2 separate regions of the Homo sapiens genome follow, and region 2 is linked to region 1. A link is a contact called in ENCODE Hi-C or POLR2A ChIA-PET data. All regions are on one chromosome and are shown on one strand. Each heading gives the region's core, a stretch centred on a gene start or an enhancer-like site at or near the end of the contact. The rest is flanking DNA. Distances are from core to core; before and after follow the strand shown.

Evidence for each region. A loop is a pair of places that touch in the nucleus more often than their neighbours do. ChIA-PET counts read pairs that join two places held with the same protein, here RNA polymerase II (POLR2A). Pooled maps may share reads with other maps.
Region 2: a pooled map shows a loop between it and region 1 (2.2-fold over the local background). The contact joins the promoter of ZNF24TR here to the promoter of ZNF397 in region 1. A Hi-C loop is called at or near these places in 10 of 50 pooled maps. POLR2A ChIA-PET finds 5 or more read pairs at or near these places in 2 of 52 experiments (HEK293T and activated B cell).

The regions. Positions count from the first base shown.
Region 1 is chr18:35,238,881-35,242,890 of GRCh38, reverse strand. It overlaps ZNF397 (zinc finger protein 397), which reads right to left and starts at 1,857. Exons shown (of 4, transcript NM_001135178.3): 1 at 1,782-1,857; 2 at 7-500. The coding sequence starts at 420. RefSeq lists a silencer at 1,676-1,805 and enhancers at 1,595-2,120, 2,066-2,175.
Region 2 is chr18:35,464,836-35,469,174 of GRCh38, reverse strand. ZNF24TR (ZNF24 transcription regulator) reads left to right here and starts at 2,010. Exons shown (of 3, transcript NR_186612.1): 1 at 2,010-2,848. It overlaps INO80C (INO80 complex subunit C), which reads left to right. Exons shown (of 5, transcript NM_194281.4): 5 at 433-842. The coding sequence ends at 564.

The sequences.
Region 1 (4,010 bases), core at 608-3,107:
TCCCACCTGCTGCCCTGGGTCATCAAACTCCCTCTCTAAATCCTCCAACAGGGTCACAGCTTCCTCGCCGCTTTCTGGATTATGTTGCTGAACCCAGATCTGCAGCTCCTCAGGCAGAATGCTCAGGAACTGCTCCAGTACCAGCAGTTCTAAGATCTGCTCCTTTGTGTGCAACTCTGGCATTAGCCACTGATAGCAAAGTTCCTGGAGTCGGCTCAGAGCCTCCCGGGGCCCAGGTGTCTCCTGGTAGCAAAATTTTCTGAATTGCTGACGAAACAATTCTTGGCAGGATTGAGTACTCCCATTCTGCTTAAATTTCTCATCCCAGGAAAAGTTATCTTCTACTTTCACTAGTATTAGTTCTTGTTCCGGAGGATCCTGAGGTATCAGGGTTGAAATCACTCCAGATTCCACAGCCATTCTTGGCTGAAACAGCTTAGCAAAAAGCTCAGTACAACTGGTTCTGTGCTTGCGAAGGAGTGTGAGTAATCTCTTCTTTCCTGAAGGATATAAAAGCAGTTAACTTACAGCAATCAATAAAATCTCTAAGTACTTGTAATAAGAAAGATGAGTAACTTTAGTAATATATTGAAAGGGAGTAGATTTGGGGCTATCACTAAATAAAACAATAATGTGATGATAAACTAAAAATCATTAACCTCAATTAGTGTCTCCCATTATGAAGAATTCCTACCACTAATGTTAGAAAAAACTATTTTAGAAGCCTAAGAATGTGAATGCAACATTAACATCAATCACATAGTGAGAAAATTTCCTTTCCAATTCTTTCAATTCTGATTGTATCAAGGAGAAAAGTCTATCTTTAACATGTATGTATTAATAAAACTTGTAGAACTCTCTTTTAAATAAAATACAGGCTTCAGAATCAGACTTCCAAGAGTAAAAATATTTAGGCAGAATTTAGTAATACTGATTTTAAACATTTATTTTTACTTACTTTCTATCTAAAGCAAGTAATGTTGATTTTCATTTAAGGCAGTAATAACGTTTTTTTAAAAGTTCACATTAAACATGAGTTGATGTAAATATTGGATATTTGTCATTTGATCGCATTTGGTGTTTACCGAATTACTTCAACAAACACTGAGGCACTTACTGAGCATTAAGATTTTTGCTTATGAATAAACGAGTCTACAGAGGAATTGACCAAGAACCAAGACGTATCTGTAAAATGCTTACCATGTGTTCAAAAACATGATAGGTATCACATACACAAAAGCAGCAAAGAGATCCGTATCAGTTCTGAAAAAGCTTAGAATATCCCAAGACTAAAAATGTTCAAAAGCAAAATATGGTAACAAATAGGTATTAAATGTTGTGACACAGACCAAACTTGACCTGCTTTTAGGATGGCGAGATATCGATAGGAATGTATGCCCTTAGTTTGTCAGGACAGATGAGTAAAATTCATTCCTCACACTACGGTTAACGTTAAGAGATGAATTAAAATATTTAGCCTACAAATTTAAGGTTTAACCAGTCCGGCCGCACTAACTAACTAACTAACTAGCCCTTCTATTTTTATATCCTTGGTTAAACCGCAGCATTTACGAAGTCACGGGGTCAGCGGAACTGCGTTTTCCTTTGGAAAGCAGGAGTTTGAGTGCTGGCCTCCTCTGAGTTCCCCAGTCGCTTGGAGACGCCGCGCGGGCCAAAGGGCCGCGACCTGGGGATGGGCAGGCCGAGGAGCGGAGCTCCTCCACTGTCCGGCGCGCGCTCCCAACCCCACCTCCCTCTTCCTAGGGGCCCACGTCCCTCACCGCGAAGCCCAGGAGCGGCCAGGAAATGAGCCACCCACCCCGAGCTGCAAGCCACAAAGACCGGAAGTGCGCGTACGCAGTGTTCCGCTCTCGCGCCCTTCGGGTCCTCCGCCGCCCCGCCCCTTGCTCTGAGGTAGCCAATCAGAGCCGCGGGCTCTACAGTTTCCACCGCCTTCTCCCGGTAGCCGCTAGCCCGGCGGAATCTCCAAGGCCAGGGGAGGGTGCGCTAGGAGTCAGGGGTCCTTGTGAGCGGCGGCACCTGGAGGGTCCCGCATCTCGCCTGGGCCGTTCCCACCCTGGCTTTCTCCTGGCACCACCCATCATTGTTGGTCTCAAGTAATTCCCGAATCTCACTCCCAGTTTTCCATTAAAATATTCAGATTTTCGGCCGGGCGCGGTGGCCGAGGCGGGCGGATCACGAGGTCAGGAGATAGAGACCATCCTGGCTAACACGGTGAAACCCCGTCTCTACTAAAAATACAAAAATTTAGCTGGGCATGTTGGCGGGCGCCTGTAGTTCCAGCTACTCGGGAGGCTGAGGCAGGAGAATGGCGTGAACCCGGGAGGCGGAGCTTGCAGTGAACTGAGATGTGCTGCACTCCAGCCTGGGCGACAGAGCGAGACTCTGTCTCAAAAAAAAAAAAAAAAAAAAAACCTCAGATTTTCCTGTGATTCCAGTTCTTTTCCGACAAAAGTAAATGTAAGGATGAATAGGCTGAACAAAAACTAACAGTCACTTATATTGCTTTTGCCTATGAGTATCACTGGAGCCTTACAACAGTTCTGTGCTGTGGCTATATAATCCCAAATTTACAGCCGTAGACATCGCCCAAAGTCAGGCAACTTGTGACCAGGGACGTCCACGTCCCCATAGTTCAAGGAGACTGGTATCGTAGACTCCTGGAGCCTATCTTAGGGTCTTCCCGTTCTTCAGTGGAAGCTTGCTGGTATTGTCTCACTGTTTAAATTTTTCTTTGGCTATTTAGTCGGTGAAAAATGATGCCTCATGTTTCAACTTTGTGAGCTTAAGATAGTCCCCCTTCATGTTTACTGACCATTTATGGTTCTTCAGAGATGGCTTTTCCCATTTAAAAAATTAAGGGAGTAAGATTTTTCTTTTTTATTTGTGAGAATTTTTTGCTTATTAAGGATAGCAACTCGTTTGTTGCAAATCGTTTCCCATTTATTTGTATTTATTTTTAAAACGTTACATTTTACATGTTTAAATGTTACATATTTTTAAAATGTTATATTAAAAAAGTACACAGGATAATAACAAAGCGATACATACATACATAGAAACAAATTCTCCTTTGTGAGCCAAGACTTAAAACACATATTTGAGAAAAATGTTCGTTAGCATTCAAAGCTATTAGTGACTCACTAAATAATTTTATCATTGTGAAATGACTACAGCAATTTTACAAAGCAAAAAACCAAATAATATTAATTTGTTTATAAATTATCAATTGCTTCATAATGAACCACTTCAAGACTTAGTGACTAAAAACAGCAGATGTTTTATTGCTCACAGTTCTGTTGCCAGGAATTCAGGAAGGGCTTAGCGGAGATGGCTAGTCTGCTTTATGATGTGTCAGCTATCTTCACTTAACTGGGGTGGAAGGTCCAAGATGGCTTCACTCAAATTGCTGAAGTCTTGGTGTTGCCTCTTGGTTGAAGTTACTTGATTCTTCTCCACAAGGCCTCTCTCCATTCAGGAGTTTAGCCTAAGCTTTCTTACATGGTGACTGGCTTCCAAGAGAGTTAAGGAGGAGGAAAGATGCTAATTCTCTTAAAGCCTGAGTCTGGAACTGGCATTATATTTTTCTGCAGTATTCCATGACAGAAGGACTAGAATGGTGGAAAAGGGAAATAGACATTAAGCAGCTTGATCATAGGAGGAAATTTTGGCAGTTATCTTTGCATCCAACCTAACACACCTTGTTATATTGAGAAACCTACTATGTAAGAGTGAAACTATTGAAAGAGAGAAGGCATATCAGTTGAAATGCTTTTGGCTGCAGTAACAGGAACCTTACTAAATGTCCTTATTGTTCAAGCCTTTTAAAAACAAATCCTAATAGCTAGATGCATGGAGATAAAATCATTCCCAGGGTTGGTTACTTCTGCATCTGGACAATATTGTCAAGGACACAGGTTTCTTCCTTCTTTTGGCTCTGCCATCTTTAAGTGTGTTGTTCTCCAGTCTGGCTTCCTTTATGGTCCTAA
Region 2 (4,339 bases), core at 761-3,260, 230 kb before region 1:
GAGCATGCTGGAGGTAAGTGGAGCACAGCAGGGAGGGGCACATGCCCAGCATGCTGGGCGTCGGCTCCTGCCTTGAGGAGCACAGACCTGGGACATTTGTTGGAAAGAGGCAGGAGTCTGAAGGCAGGGAGGGATGACCATCATGAATTCAGTCTTGGACCTGTTGCAGCCCTTGAGGCACCAACAAGAAGAGTCCCAGAGTCTGATGTGGTCATTCCCCTTCCTCTCGTCCATACCCTGAAGTGTTTCTAGAGTCTGGGAAGGTTAATGAGCCTGTGCCACAGTGAGTGATTTAGTGTTCTTGGTGGCAGAGTAAGACATAATGAAAATATATATCACTTTCAGTGAAATAGAAAAAATTTTTAAACTTGAACTTAAAATATCCCTACCAGCAAAAACTTTCTGCCCTTCCCTGTGCCTCTTTTCACCCAGGCCAACTACACAGACCCCCAGAGCAAACTGCGGTTCAGCACCATTGAAGAGTTTTCCTACATTCGGAGGCTGCCCTCTGACGTCGTCACCGGCTACCTGGCCCTGAGGAAGGCCACGAGCATCGTTCCCTGAGCCCCAGAAAGGGAGATGAAGTGGAAAGCTGTTTCAAAAACAGACTCTGGACTCATGATTTTGTTTCACGGAAACAAACTCGTTCTGCTGTCAATCTGAAAATGCCAGTGCTGTGCCTTGGAAAGAATGTTTGGCTTTAATTTAAGGGTTTTTTTTTTTTTTAGTGTGTGTTTTCCCTCCAAGTGTGATATTTCCTGCTGAATTAAATTATACTTCAGTTGTTGCCTCAAGTAAAGGTGTTTGACAAGAAGATACAATAAAACCATACTTTTCATTTATCCCAAGTCCCTGAATTTTTGTTTTAAAGTGGTGAACCCCGTATAACACATTTAAAGACTCTGCAGTGAATCCACAACAGGTCTGGATTACTTCTAATCCTGGTGACCCCCCTTTTAGAGCATGTTAGTCTTTGTCTCTGATCAGAATGCTTAGAAGAATTCCAAAATTGGGTCCAGAGAAGAAAGAGGCAAGTAGTTTGTTCTGTCCCACTGGGCTGGTTCTCACATGTGCCTCTGCCTCAGATCGGCCTCCCCTCATCTTTGGAGGTGTGGAGTACCAGCATTGACACTCTGTCCCAAAAGGGCTTTTGTCTTGGTACAGGATGCCACCCCTCTGGCTGCAGCCTGCTCCAGAAAGGGAGTGTTTGCATCTCCATCCTCCAAGAAGAGGAAGCATTTTCTTGGCCGGGGAAAGGAGAGTGTCGAGATAAGTCCTGGGCCTCTCTGGGCCCTATACCCGCATTTCCCCAGGGAGGACAGTGGAAACAGGCCCTGGGGCTTCTGGACCACAGCTGCCTCTGCTTTGGGGAATTAGGCACCAGGTGTCCTTTCTCTCTGGGGAAAGCCCTTCTTCAGGCTTAGAGAAAATAAAACAAAGCAAGTCAGCTGGGAGAGCAGCCTGTGCAAGTGGCAGCTGCCTGGAACCAGGCTCCTTTTCCTCCAGGTTGGCAGCCCCAGCATCCTTCAGCACCTTCCCAATAACAAACCGAGAGCGGGAGAGGTGCTGTGGGGCCTCCCCCTGCCTCCATGACAAGGGACCTGAAAGGATGGCCAGAAGAGGTGGGGGCCTTTCCTAAGCCCACAATCACCGAGCAAGCATCAGAGTCACCTGGGAGCCTCCTGTGACACAGATTAGGGAGCCTGTCTCCCTGAAGTACCTGATCAGTAGATGGTCTGGGGTGGGGCCCAAGAATTTGCATGTTTGCTTTGATGATGCTTTGAGACCCACTTTGATGAAGCTTTGAGACCCATTTTGCTGATGAAATCAATGGTCTCTGAAAGACCAGAGGCTGCTGTTTGGTTTCCGCTTGTACTTCCTGCCAGATGTCAGCCTAGGAAAAACGCCAGCTTCCGTTTTGGTAGAAGCAAGGAGGGAATGAGCCAAGGGTCCTTCCTGCTTCGCTTCCACCTTCTATTGTACAGAGAAAACTTGGGGCAGGTCCACTTCTTTTCCATGAAGGTCCCCAATTGGGCAGTGCCCTGAAATCACTTCTAATGCTGATGCTAGGCAACACCTCAGACCTACTGCTCAGACCCTCCAGGGGCAGGGCCCAGGATTGAAGAGGGAAGCCCTGCTCCACACGTGTTCATCAGGAAGGACCCACAGACTGCTGCTCCTGGAGGCCTCTCGGTTTATGGATGTGTGTTTGTTCCATAAACCCTCAGAGGGTCACCTGGAGACCCGCTAAAATGCAGGTTCTTGGGCCACATCCTAGACCTTCTGACCGACCCAGGGAGTGGGGCCCAGGAAGCTGCATTTGACAGATATCCCCGTGTGATCATCATGCACACAGGAGTGAGAGAACCAGTGTTCTCCCCGGGCAGAAGGGAAGCTCGTGTGCAGGACACCTCACACCTCCTTTCCCATTCCCCTGCCAGGCTCTCCCTGCTGACATTGTTTTTGCGGGAGAGCTGTGAATTCTGAAGATTAGGTTGCTTCTCACCCCAAGCTCCAGAAGTCCAGGCTGAGCCAAACCAAGCTTCAAGTTGTGAGTATTTTGAATAATGAGCCCTTGCTCATTAACTGATCCTGTACTGAAATAGCCCTTGCTGTCCATGCTGTACCCCGGTGGTTCTCAGGCCGGGCTGCACGTTAGAATCACCTGTGTGGGTGGGGGGTGTCCAGGAGGGGGATGGTGAGGGAGGTTTAAAAATACCCAGAGATTCTGATTCCACTGGCCTGTGCAGGGGCCCGGACATAGTATTTTGAACTCCCAAGATGCTTCTAATGTGCAGCCAGCGTTGAGAACATTTGCTGTAACTATGAAGAGAATATTTCATGTAAGGTACATTTTCTTATTCTCAGATCAGCTGGCTCTTTCCATCCCAGGCCATGAGCAAATTGCAAGGGGTTTCTTTGGGATGTGTGTGCATGTATGTGTGAATTTAGAGTTCCTTTTTACATGGCATCCCACACTGGAGTCAACTATGAATGCCATTGCAGATTCCTCCCTCTTCATTCCTACATCACCCTCTTCCTCTTCTACTTGGCTCCAATCCTGCTTCAGGATCACCTCATACCCTGCCTGACACTTTCAGTGTCCTCCTGACAACTTTGAATGACTTTGTTCATCACGGCATATCTACTGGTCATTTGCCTCTGATAAGAGGTCAGTTCTGGTATTGGTCTGCAGGATCCAAAAGAAAAACTCAGACACTTTAAGAGAAAAACAATTAGCTGGACTTGAGAAATCCTCTTAAGACCAAACTCAGGTCCAGTCTGCTCTGACTGGAGTTTGACTCTTTCTTAATCTGGTATTAGGCATGGTTTAAAACGACCTGTAACGTTGAAAATATGCTCTTCAGAGCCAGAAGGCAGTCCCTGTAGGTGAGGGGGACCCATTTTCCCCCATCTCCCAAGTTAAAGCATGGATCTGTCCAAATTTTAAATGTGTTTCATGATTGATTTGGCACCTGGTGGAGGGCTAAACATGTTTGCAGTAAGAAATCTCTTAATTTCTGAATCCATAGTCATTGGAAAAAGATACCAGATATTTGTTACTCTTTCCAGTGACTGTAAATTGGGAGAGTTTAACTTAGTAAAAATAAAGGGTAACGAAAGAAATCAATGGACTATGGAACTTGACCCCATTATCAAATAGGACAGATATCCTGGGGAGAGATTACAAATTATGCCCTCTTACAAATGCATGAAACAATAGTGTCATTTAAAATAATATTCTATCTGATGGGAATGTGTGGGCCTTATTTGGATCCTCATTCAAACAACAACAAAAAAAACTTTAAAATTTTGAGACATTTGGGAATCTGATATATTTTGATATTTGATAATATTTTGGAATTCTCACAAATAGTTGTGATTATGCTATTGTAATGTTAAAATAATTCATATTTTTAGAGACACCTACTGAAATATTTATGGATGGAATGATATGACATCTGGGATTTGCTTCAGAATGATATGAGAGAGAGGAAGTGGATGAGAATCGTGTTGAAATAAGATTGGCCATGAGTCAGTTATAGTTGAAGCTGAGTGATAAGTCCATGGGGGTTCTTTATACTATTCTGCCTTTGGTATATGTTTGCATTTCTTCATAATAAAAAAGCTTTCAAAAAGAATGAGATATTTTTATTACTAAAAATTGTGATGAAATCTTACCCAAAGTTAGTGCTTTGCATTAGCTTGCACTGGCTTACAGATGCTGAAAGTTTGAGAAATGCTGCCTAAATGGTATGCGGTCTTGAATAGAGGAAGTACCCAATTCCTAAAACATCTAACAAAGAATATAGAAGAGAAGAACCATGGACAGGTAAAG